2 separate regions of the Homo sapiens genome follow, and region 2 is linked to region 1. Evidence: chromatin contacts called from ENCODE Hi-C or POLR2A ChIA-PET data. All regions are on one chromosome and are shown on one strand. The core of a region is the stretch at or near the end of the contact, and the rest is flanking DNA. Distances in the headings are between cores, read along the strand shown.

Evidence for each region. A loop is a pair of places that touch in the nucleus more often than their neighbours do. ChIA-PET counts read pairs that join two places held with the same protein, here RNA polymerase II (POLR2A). Pooled maps may share reads with other maps.
Region 2: a map of naive thymus-derived CD4-positive, alpha-beta T cell shows a loop between it and region 1 (4-fold over the local background). The contact joins the enhancer-like site here to the promoter of TTTY10 in region 1. A Hi-C loop is called at or near these places in 1 of 168 maps with a recorded cell type or tissue (naive thymus-derived CD4-positive, alpha-beta T cell), 2 of 37 single-sample maps with no recorded cell type and 5 of 50 pooled maps. POLR2A ChIA-PET finds 5 or more read pairs at or near these places in 3 of 52 experiments (CD4-positive, alpha-beta T cell, activated B cell and activated CD8-positive, alpha-beta T cell).

What each region holds. Positions count from the first base shown.
Region 1 is chrY:20,573,342-20,579,256 of GRCh38, forward strand. It overlaps TTTY10 (testis expressed transcript, Y-linked 10), which reads right to left and starts at 2,174. Exons shown (of 10, transcript NR_197944.1): 1 at 1,765-2,174. It overlaps EIF1AY (eukaryotic translation initiation factor 1A Y-linked), which reads left to right and starts at 2,435. Exons shown (of 7, transcript NM_004681.4): 1 at 2,435-2,546. The coding sequence starts at 2,531.
Region 2 is chrY:20,988,769-20,994,683 of GRCh38, forward strand. No RefSeq gene overlaps it. Among named protein-coding and RNA genes, the nearest start is that of RPS4Y2, 240 kb to the left of the region's middle. Within about 2 kb of position 2,548, at least 2 of the 41 ENCODE cell types and tissues checked have a DNase peak (open chromatin) inside an H3K27ac peak, as active enhancers do.

The DNA.
Region 1 (5,915 bases), core at 924-3,423:
ACATTTTCAGGTTTTCCACAATACCCCATTCCTGGTACCAATTCTCTGTATTAGTCTGTTATCACACTACTCCAAAAATACAACCTGAGACTCGGTAATTCATTAAGAAAGGATGTTTAATTGACTCACAGTTCTGCATGGTTGGGGAGGATTCAGGAAACTTAAAATCACTGTAGAAGGTGAAGGGGAAGAAAGACACATCTTATATGGAGGCAGGAAGCTGAGAGAGTGAAACTGCAGAACATTTTTAAAACCATCAGCTGTTGTGAGAACTCCCTCACTATCATCAGAACAGCATGGGGGTAACTGACATCATAATCCAATAGCTTTGCATCAGGTCCCTCCCTTAACACATGGGGATTATAATTCCAGATGAGATTTGGATGGAGACACAAAGCCAAAGCATATCAACAACACAGCAGTATTTATCTAATGGACCTAGGAACTATCTCTTTGAAACGTAAACATAAAGAGAGAAGGTGCCCCTCTGTTTCCAGTTTCAGTAAAAGGTAAGAACTTAACCTCAGTAGGTGCTTTTCTCTGAACTGCAAAACAACCTCTTGAGATTAAAAATATGAGAAGTCAGTTTCTCTTCTGATTAAAGACAATTAGCTATATAACATGTGGTCCCCTGTTACCATTGTAAACTAAGGGTATGTGACAAATGGTGCCGTTAAATTTTCTTTATTAAAGACTACTGATCAACCAGTAATTTCTTTTAAGAAAATTTGTCTATCTTGAAGACTACCTTGATGCTTAGCTATATAAAAGGCGAGATTTGTTTTTGACTTTGTAATCTCTTGGTTGATTTTCTACAATGTACATTAAATTCATATTTCATATTTTTAACAGTAAAACTGATTTCATTCTCTACTGTCTTTGTGGAGAGGACTTCTGGGTTCAGAGAAAATTTTATTTTTAATGTTATGGCTTCATCACTAGGCTTTTAAAAACAAAACCATGAAGACTTAAATTCCTTAAAACCAGTAGTGATGATCAGGGTACTACCACTTACCTTGCAGAAAAAAAGAAAGAAAAAAAAAGGATTAGGAGGATACTACACTATGTATATGATGGCCAATTATATGCCCAACAAGTAAGATAATTTAGAATAAATGAACAAAGTCCTGATACATACATACTATTTACCTTGCAGAAAGGGAAAAAAAAGGATTAGGAAGATACTATACTTTGTATATGATGGCCAATTATACGCCCAACAAGTTTTATAATTTAGAATAAATGAACAAATTTCTGGTACATACAAACTACCAGAACTGACTTGGGAATAAATACAGCACGAATTCATAATCCAAACTAAGGCCTAGGACCATTTAAAAAATTTACATCAATCCTCGAATGTGTCCAAAAACACAGAAGAAAAAGGGACACTACACAGTTCATTCTGTGAAGCCGGGATTATATTGATCCTAAAGTCAAAGTCATCACACGATACAAGCCAATATATCTTAACACAGATGCTAAGATTCTAAACATAATAGTACACACACAACAAATCCAGTAAATTAAATGATTGTATACCATAATCAAATGGAATTTGTCTTGAAATAATTTGACCTCCACAGCCAGTCCATTTGAGACATTCGGTTAAGCCATGATTTATTATAAGATTCAGATGCTTAGTCTCACTCCTTCCTATGTATATTTACTTTCCATTTCCTGTATATATTTACTGTCTACTTTTTGTCAGTATTCCGCTGGGTGCTAGCAATTGTAAGCAACAGATGCGGCCTCTGTACTTACATGCTTTACTGTGAGGTGGTGAGGTAGAGAAGATAAGACTGAAAAAAATAGGCCGGGCGCGGTGGCTCACTACTGCAATCCCAGGAATTTGGGCGGCAGAGGCGGGAGGATCACTAGGTCAGGGGTTTGAGAGCCTGGCCAACATGGTGAAACCCCATCTCTACTAAAAATACAAAAATTAGACGGGCAGATCGCGCCCCTGCACTCCAGCATGGGCAACAAGAGCGAAACTTCGTTGTCAAAAAAAAAAAAAAAAAAGAGAGAAAAGTGATAAACATTCTGAACATAGAGGGCCTTGTCCTAAGCCAGTCCTCCAAATTCACTGTATAAGAGTAAGGGCTCTCTTAAAATTTAGGCGTTTACAGTTAAATGACCCACGAACTTCTGAAACTGGAAGACCGTTTTTTAGCAAAGGAGAATACTCCAGGGCCCCGCCCATTTCATCCTTGACTCCACCTTCTCCATGCTGAGTCCCGCCCCGCTTCCTGTTTATTCATCCTGCAGCAAACTCTCCGGTATCCTGATGGAGTCTACTAGGTGTCAGTCATTTGGCCGTGCCTCAGCCGAAGAGAGGCGGGGAAAAGCATCGTAATCAGCTGCGTCGCCTTTTGGTGACGCCAGAGAGTGCGCGTCAGCAGTTTATTAGAGAGCTCTGTAGCCAGCCTCTTCTGCGCACCCACCTGCTGCATCTTAGTTCAGTCGGCTCTTAGAGTAGTAACCGCCAGAAAGGAGTCGGAAGAGGTCTCACGAGGCTGTCATCACCGCCATGCCCAAGAATAAAGGTACTGCTGTAAGCCTCTGGGACTATACCTCGGCTTGCTCTGCCAGTAACCCCGACGCCTGTTCCAGGCCGCAGTGACTGTTCTAACGGCGGTACTGGCCACTGCGACCCCAGCACTGTGTTCGGGAAAGGAGCTGGGAATGCCCTATTTGGTCACATTGGGGTGGGACAGACGCCATTTTTGTGGGGCCTCCTTCGGAAGATAGCGGGCTTTTGCTGCTGATTTCACGCCAGACGGAAAACGTATAGGTAGGGACGGTTGAGGGACCTTAACCGGACGGCCTGGCTTTCCAGAATAGGCACATGCAAACACTTCCCTGCTACTTTCCTGGAAGCGGTTCTTAACTTTGAAGACTTACCTATCTGGACAGTTAAAAGTATTGCTAAGGATACTCCCTTTTCCTTGTTAAACAGTGGGGAAGCCTTGAAGCATGTTTAGGTTCATTTCTGGCGTTTTACTCTACCCCATCCCTTTATAGAGTGTAACATTCTTTTGCAGAAGATTTGTTACCTATTTAGGCAGGTTTTCAACTTCCGTATCCGATAAATATTGTGGGAGTAAAGATATCAACGTTCCCTTCATTCTGAGGCTAAACTTTCACACGAAACTTAGACTTGAAAATAAGTTTACTCACAGCTTCTAAAGTAGGAGGTCTAACCTCGGTAGAACCCTTTCTCAGTCATTTCTGAAAGAAATTCTCGTTTTTATACACCTGAGGTAATCTCTCACTTTTAGTGCCCTTGTAATTGCTTGAAGAAAACTGTAGGTGGAAACAAAATATTATTTTCCACAGGAGGGGACCATGTTTTATAGTCCACAAAAACTCTGTTTAGATTATTCCTTCCTGGGACCCAGACCAATTTGTCTTCTTTTTACTTGCCTGTTGGCAGCATGGAATCTGTTTCATTTTCTCTTTTTAGCTGTCACGACACACAGCTCTTGAGGTACTTGGTGACAGTACAGTGCAGTCTTTCCTGGGCATTACTCTTTGCTCTCCCGAAAACCCACTAACGGGTTGTGTGTATAATAAGGTTTTATTTTATTTTATTTTATTTTTTACTGCAAAATTATTGGAGGATAAAGTGTATTCTGGGAGAAGTCTAATTAGAAAGAGTTAGCAAAGGCTTATGCTTTTTCACTAACATTTTCTCAGATGGTACTGAACAACTTCAGTAGGTATCTTGTTCTCACCTTTATTTCTAGTGATGAGATTCCCAGTTCTCTAAGCCATCAGCTCTAAAGATCAGAGTATCTCCCTTTGCAAAATGTCCATTAAATCTTTGCTGATGTTATTATCCCTGTACCTGACTCTATCCTTAAATAGTAAGGCTTCCTTTATTCTTGTAGGGTAGAACTTTTAAACTGAGTGATGCCTAAAAATGTTCTCAATAAAGAGAGTATCTCCAAAACACGTCGGATTTGTTTAAAGAGGAAGTGTGGATTTTTTGATCTTAGAAAGGAAACGAGATAAAATATTAAACGACTTTAATTTTTGTATGATCATGCCTAGCCTCATTCCTCTAAAATATAATTTAAAGTGGATTCTGTTACATGGTATCACAATAGAAGGGGAATGATCAGGGTTTGGTTAATCCTGGTAAATTGAAAACAATTTTTTTTTTATCATATGTGCCTCAGAAGGCACACAAAAGAAGTATAGTGGCCGGGCGCGGTGGCTCACGCGTGTAATCCCAGCACCTTGGAGGCCAAGGCGGGTGGATCACGGGGTCAGGAGATCGTGACCATCCAGGCTAACATGGTGAAACCCCCTCTCTACTAAAAATACAAAAAAAATTAGCCGGCCGTGGGGAGGCTGAGGCAGGAGAATGGCGTGAACCCGGGAGGCGGAGCTTGCAGTGAGCCCAGACCGCGCCACTGCACTCCAGCCTAGGCGACTGAGCAAGACTACGTCCAGCCTAGGCGACTGAGCAAGACTACGTCTCAAAAAAAAAAAAAAAAAAAAAAAAGAAGTATAGTAATACAGTGAACTCCTAGAAATCCATACCTCTAGGAATTATAACCTAGATTCATTAAAGTCCTCTGTTACCCTTCCCAAATTTATTTTTCTTAAGATAATACCCATCCTGAATTGAATGTTTTTATTGTTGTGTAAAATTAGTGTTATCTTCTGGGCTACTTACTTGAGGGATACTTTTGAAGACCCCTAAATATTATGAGATGAGACTTACTAATGTAGAAATAAAACTTGCTCATTTGGTTTTCTGTGTCTTTTTTGTTGTTGTTTTTTTCGTTTGAAAATCCAGATGCCTGTCAGTATTGTCGTGGTGAGGTTTATCCAAATAAACATGTAAATGAGCATGGGCCATATGTGGAATTACTTTTTCTTTGCATGCATTAAGCTGGTATTCTACAAAAATCTTAGAAACCCATCCTCACATCAGGAAAAGGGCATCCTTTGGCCTATACTTGTGAAGAGCTAGAGTAAGGTGCTCCCCACCTTTGAGATTGCTAAAGTTGTCATTCTTTTGGAAATTTATGAGCTAATCATCATTTAGTCATTTGAAAAGCTGCCAAACTTTTGTAAAACCCAGTAAGGAAAGCAGGTATGATCTTTGTCCTGACGCAGCTAAGTTCAGGCACGATTAATTGCTCGAAATATAGAATGTGTTTTCCTTTGTAGAAATTTAGTTTTGGCATGCCCTAAAATGCATCAGAATCTGGATAAATCACAGAGTTCTGGAAGCCCAATTGTCTTCTATAGTGGCACAGAACAATGTGAGACTGCCCCAGAGGTAGTGGGTGAATTCAAGAAGTTAGATGTCTGGCTTTATGGTGGCCAGGTATATGTTTTATTCTATTTGCAGTGTTAACATTTTTATTCAAATTCTTCAATCGATCCCTTAATATTACTGTAATTTGTAGCCTTTCTCCCTCCTTTTGGAAACGGCCGCTACTTTGGTTTACGTTCTCTAATGGGGATACAATGTTATGGAGAAGTACCCCAGTCCCTTGATAATTCAATAGAAAATATCACAAGGAAATACTCTGGATGTGTTTAGTAATAAGCAAAAACTTAAAAATAGAGTGAAACATGATGGCAGTTGAAACAGTTATCAAAAGTCTAAGGAAGTGTGTATGTAAACTTTAAACTAGAAATTATATTTCTATTCATTTATCTTGTGAAATTTGTTTGTAGAATAATATTCAATGCAGCATTATATAATAAAATTAAAACATTGGAAGAAATTAAATTATTAAGTATACTTTAACCATTAAAATGTTGGTCCAGATCTGCAGTTATTGAAATGAAAATGAATATTCAGGACAAATTATTTAGTGTAGTTAAAATATGCTGTAGAAGAAAATGAATGAAGTCCTGTTTTTATTTGGAAAGCGTGAACAAAATAT
Region 2 (5,915 bases), core at 1,298-3,797, 420 kb after region 1:
TGTGGCTGTAAGCCCAGGCATGACAGTCAACATCTTTCAAATTGGCTGGGTTAAGATTATAGAATCCTCACTGGACTGAGCTGGGTTTAGAAATGAGACACTATTTCAACCGTGGCTGGATGTTTATATGTGTTGGTGAAAATTCAAGCTGCATTCACCTGTGAGACTCAGAGCTTCACTAGTGGGCCCTGCAGTGTGTGAATGTAACTATTCTAATGGTTGGTGGGGTGTTCAAAAGAAAAACATAATTTCTGTAACATCTTATGGCTTAATGTGATATTAAGCATATATCATATTGTAGTAAAAAATGGTAATGCTCTATAACCTCCATGCAAATAGGAAACCTAGAATCTTACTTATTTCCTTAAGCCCAGTTATGAGACAGTATCTCTCCTACTGGCTGTTCGGAGGGATGGGAGTCATCATTACATTTGTGAGCTGCACAGAGGTATATGTCACAATTCACCTCTGTGTTTGGAGGGAATTGTCGTGACAGTCACATCACCTGGGCACCGAACCACAGATATGTAAAAATCTTCCCTTGGAACAGGAATTAAAAGAAATTAAAGAATGTGTAAGCAGAAACTCAGTTGTGTGTAAGAAAACCAAATTCCCCCTAAGAAAGAAAAAGAGCTGGAGTCATTTAAAAATTAAGTGCCTGATTTTCTGTGGCTAGTGTGCCTTATTTCTCCTCTTTTCCCAGGCATGCTGAAGATCCTATGTCTCTAGCTGTGCAGCTGCAAGGTCACTAGACAGATAAACTCAAGTCATAAAACGTGTTTTTTTCTTGAAAAGTAAGAAATTACGTAATGCATGTCTCAATTAATTAAATAACTGTATTTGTTTCTGGCTTTTGTAATATGATTCCCCCTCCACAGATCTCCCCCTGCCCCCAGCCCCACAAAGTGCTTAAAAGGTATCTTAACTCTGTTCAGGGCTCAGTCTTTTGGATGTTTATTCTACTGGGCCAGTGTACTTAAATAATAAATATCCTCCTGAACCCGATCAGTCTCTCTGATTCCTTCTCAATCCCATAACATTTCTGGGGGCTTATGCAAGATCGGAGGTGACAGATTTACTGTCTCCTTTGCCTGCAAGACTAGGACCATTGGGCTGAGGGAGACCTGGCATCCAAAGCACACTGTTAGGGAGTTTCACTCAAATAGAGACTGGCTCTTCCAACATCCTTGTGGCCTGCCCAGCAGTGCAATGAAACCTGGGATGGGGCTGCAGGATGATACCGGCACTTCAGTAACTGTGGTAAGGCATAAGAGCCCAAGGCAGGAAAGCCCATCACATAGGAATGAATGGGAGCTTGATCACCTCTTGGGAACTGGCCAACCCAGAGTGACTGGGGGTGTCAGGAGTGGCCTGACAATTTGGATGAGCCTCATATCCCCATTAACAAAATGAAAGGGAGAAAATGTGCCAATACAGTGGCAAGAGCAGCAAGATAGAGCTTGCTGGCAGGGTGGCAAGAGTGGCTTGCCACCTCAACTGAGAGTGTGTGGGTGCATGTGAACCTACCCAGGACATGAGAGAGGGTTGTTTCATCCAATGAGGAGTCCTCGGGTAGGAGTGGTGTGTGTATGTATGTAAATGTGGGAACCTAACTAGTCTCACCCAAGACATGAGAGAGAGTTGTTTCATCCAATGAGGAGTCCTGGGGCATGGGAGGTGTGTGAAAGTGTGTGAAAGAGATGGTCTTGGGAGAGGACAATGTGGGGAAAGATGTGGGGAGACACAGGTCCCTTAGCATGGGCTTTGTGCTCCAAGGTGAGTGCAGGGGAAATCAGACTTGGATATTGCATAGGGCTGATAGGACCAGCTTTGCAGCCATAGCAGGCTGTAACAGAGGAAGACACGTTCCTGGCTAAGGAGCATCTGAAACTCCCATAATAGGACCCAGTCTTATGGACCCAAGAGTAAAAGTGAGGGTGAAAGTGCAACCCAAGGGAGGAAATGGGAGGGAAAGCATTGAAACTAACTCCTTTGGAGTGCATGATAAAGAATTTTAAAAAAGGATTTAGAGGTAATTGTAGGATGAAACTGGATGTTCAAAAGTTAAGGACATACTTTGAATTAGAATAGCCCTCTTTTAGTGTCAGAGGGCTGGCCAAAAGCACTACAGAGAAATTGGCTGCATGTTGTAAGGTGGTGACTAAGGTCAGAGGACAGCCAGGGCATTCAGACCTGGTCTTTATATTGACTCATATCTAAATGAATGCAGCCCTGCCTAGCAGTTTATTGTAGAATGCTCACTGCTCTCTCTTGCTGAGAGAGAAATCAGCTGCACTGGCTGTGAAAGAGAAAGTCACAGACACTTATAGCACTGCCTAGCCAAAGTGAAAGTAAAAATCAGCTGCCCTGGAAGGTATAGAGACAAAAGAAAAGTCTCAGGAAAGGCAGAAAAAACAGTTTTGCAAGAACCAAAGGAGGGAATAGAGACCCCTCCTCCCTACATTCCAATCTACCTCCCTTCACCAAGGCTAACTGCCCCTAAGGAGTTAAGTTCAAATGGATACACACTCCTAGTCTCACCTGAGAAGGAGAAATCAGAGCTCCAGGAAGTTAACATGAAAGGCTTGAAAAGGCAGGCAGGCAATCTTAGTCCCTGTCGTGCCCAAGTCATGCTTATGCCTCTTAAGAGGACAAGAGGACACCCATTATGACCCAAATGATGCAGTCCAGCTTCAGCACCTGCAAAGATGCCAAGAAACATTTCTGCAAAGGATAAAACATAATAAAAGAAAAAGTCAACCAATGTAAAAAATCTCAGAGGTGCTCCAGGGGCAGATAAAAGCACCAACCAGTTTTATAAAATACTGTGTGAGGCATTTAGTTGTACTCTCCATTTAACCCTAAGTCCGCTGAAAATCAGTTTATGGTGAGTACAGCATTTGCAAGGCAGGCCCAGGGAGATACCAGGCATAAATTTCAGAACTTGGAAGCTCCATAGGCATGAATGCTACTAAGCTTATTAAAGTGGCTACCAAGGTGTATGTTAACTGAGATCAGGAGTCATGGACGTGGGCGTGAATGCAGTCATGAACAAGGCCTGTCTGGACAGGGGTTTAAAAGCTAGCTGAGGCTAAAGAAAAATTAATGTGCATGGTGCAAAAGGAAAGGACACAGGAAGAATAAATTTCAAAAGAATAAGAAGAATGGTCTGGGCCCTGGTATAAAAACACCACCGGCTGAGGGCTACTGCACCCAGGAGAAACCCAAGACCCCCTGCACCTGCTGTGGTAGGCAGGGTATATAATGTCAGGAAAAAAGCTCAAATCTACTCTAAAAGTGTCCAGTATTCAAGCTTTTATACAAGTCAAAAAGAAAGATGGCTTAGTAGTGAACAAATGCAGGCTGTTTGTGCACTTTCCTATTCTAATCTCCAGGCATCAATCAAGAGAGTTCTTAAGGTCAGTAAGGTTCTGCCATATTTAGATCCCAAATTTCTTGCTCATGGTTAAAACATTATATGAAGCAACAAAGAGGAAGAAAAAAGGAGCCCCTCCTCTAGGAGACCAACCAGGAGAAGACTTTTAAAGAAATCAAAAAAGCCTTGACACAGTCCCCAGCTTTAGGACTGCCAGATCTAACTAAGCTTTTCTTGTATGCCCACAAGTGAAAGGGAGGCCATAGAGATTCTAACTCAAGCCATAAAGTCATGGCATTACCCAGTGACATGCCTACCCAGGCAATTAGATTCTGTGGCACTTGGTTGGCCTCCTTGTTTTAAGCACTAGCTGCCACTGCCCTACTGTTACAAGAAGCTAATAAACTGACTTTAGAGACTGTGAACACCCTAAACCTGGCTACCTTGCTCCTCATCAAGTCAGTGCCAGGAGGCCCCCTTCATTGCTGTTTGGACATGGTAGATAAAGTGTTCTCAAGCCAGAGAGATTTAACAGATCGGCCCCTAATGGACCCAGATATTGAACATTTTACTGATAAAAGCAGTTTCATACTAAAGGTAGTCTGCCAAGCTGGGTACACAGTGGTGACTTTAGACTCAGTAGTAAAAGTGCAGTCTTTGCTTACAGAAATTTCTGTTTCAAAAGCAGAAATAATGGCTCTGACAAGAGATCCTAGAACAAGAACATAAGACAAATATTTACACAGATTCCAAGTATGCTTCTGCCACTTTGCATCTTCATGAGGCTATTTACAAAGAAAGAAAGAAAGATTTTTAATGGCTGGAAGTAAAGAAATAAAGTTCAAGGAAGAAATTCTATAGCTCTAAGATGCTGTAGGGGTCTCAATACAGATGTCAGTGATGCACTGCAAGAGGTACCAAAAAGCAAAAACACTAAAGGCTAAAGAAAATAGAAAGACAGTCAAAGAAGCAAACCAGGCTGCAATGACAACTCTACCTTCTAAAGAGGAAGCCTTAGTTATGCCTCTCCTCCTGGAGATTCTTCTCCTAGAGATCCCAAGCTACTCTCCAAATGAAAGGGCTTGGTTTGCCTGGAAAAATAAGAACTACATTGAAGAAGAGTGGTAAAAATTCCCCAATAGGAGGCTAGCCATACCTGAAATGGCGGCCCCCAGATTTGTAAAACAGTTCAACCAAGGAATTTACATGGAAAAAAAAATTAAAGACATTATTAAGGCATCATTTCTATGTGTCATGGCTCACTGCTATTACTCGAGCCATTTGTAAACAAACAGTGTTTAACTTGCACTCAAAACAATCCATGACAAAGGCCTACTTGGTCTACAGGAGTTCAGGAAACAGGAGCCATGCCCCGTAAGAAAACTGTTTTTGCCCTGTAAAAAACTATGTACATCACAGAATTGCCTGGAGAGGGGGGCTATCAGTACATGGTGGTGTTCATTTACACCTTTTCAAGATAAGTCAAGGCCTTCTCCATCCAGACAGAGAAGGCACTAGGTGTCAGCAACGTGTTGTTAGGACACATTATTCCCAGAAGTGGACGGCTTCTAACTCTAAGATCAGACAATGGACCAACATTTGTGGCTGAAATAGTTCAGAAATTAACTTGACTATTTAAAAATAAAGTGGAAATTACATACAGCCTACAGGCCACAGAGCTCAGGTAAAGTGGAGAGCATAAACCAGACACTGAAACAGCTGCTGAAGCACTTTTGTCAAAAAACTCATCAAAGGTAGGATCTGGTCTTGTCCATAGTCCTCCTCCAAGTCAGGTGCACCCCCACCAAACAAACTGGGCATTTGCCTTATAAGATTTTGTTCAGCTGGCCATCCCCCATCGTCAGTCAAATTAAAGGTAATCTCTGTAAACTAGCACAACTAACTTCAAGAAAGCAAATGAAGACTTTAAATATGGCCATGTGAAAAATGTATGACTAGGTATTAAAAAAATGCCTATAAATTTAACAGACCCAGTACACCCTTTCAAACTTAAGGACTTTGTTTAGGTTAAAAATAGAATCCAACCACACTCAGACCCATAGAGGATAGGCCTCATACTGTGATCCTGTCTATTCCCACTGCTGTTAAAGTTGCAGGTGTCACACCTTGGATTCATCATAGCTGGCTGAAACCAGTGACAATAGTGACTCCCGATGACAACCAGTGGATTAACCAACAAGAATCAGATTATGCCACTTGAATAGTCCTACAGCAAAACCCAACCACCGGTAAGAAGGACAACTGCCCTGCTAGGGCCACATCAGAGGCTGGTCAGTCTATGCACTGCTGAAGCTTGAGGATCCTCCAAGCTCTGCTCTAGGCACATCTCAGAAGCTGACTAGTCTATGCACAGCTGAAGCTAAGAGGACCATCTCCAGTTAACTAAATGTGGATACAATTTATAAGCCTAGTTATAATTCTGTCAAACTGATTGTTCTGTTGTTATGTTATTACTGAAAATGCTGCAAATGTCTATGCCAAGAGGAAGGTTTGCTGTGCCCATGTGTAGTGTAAGCAT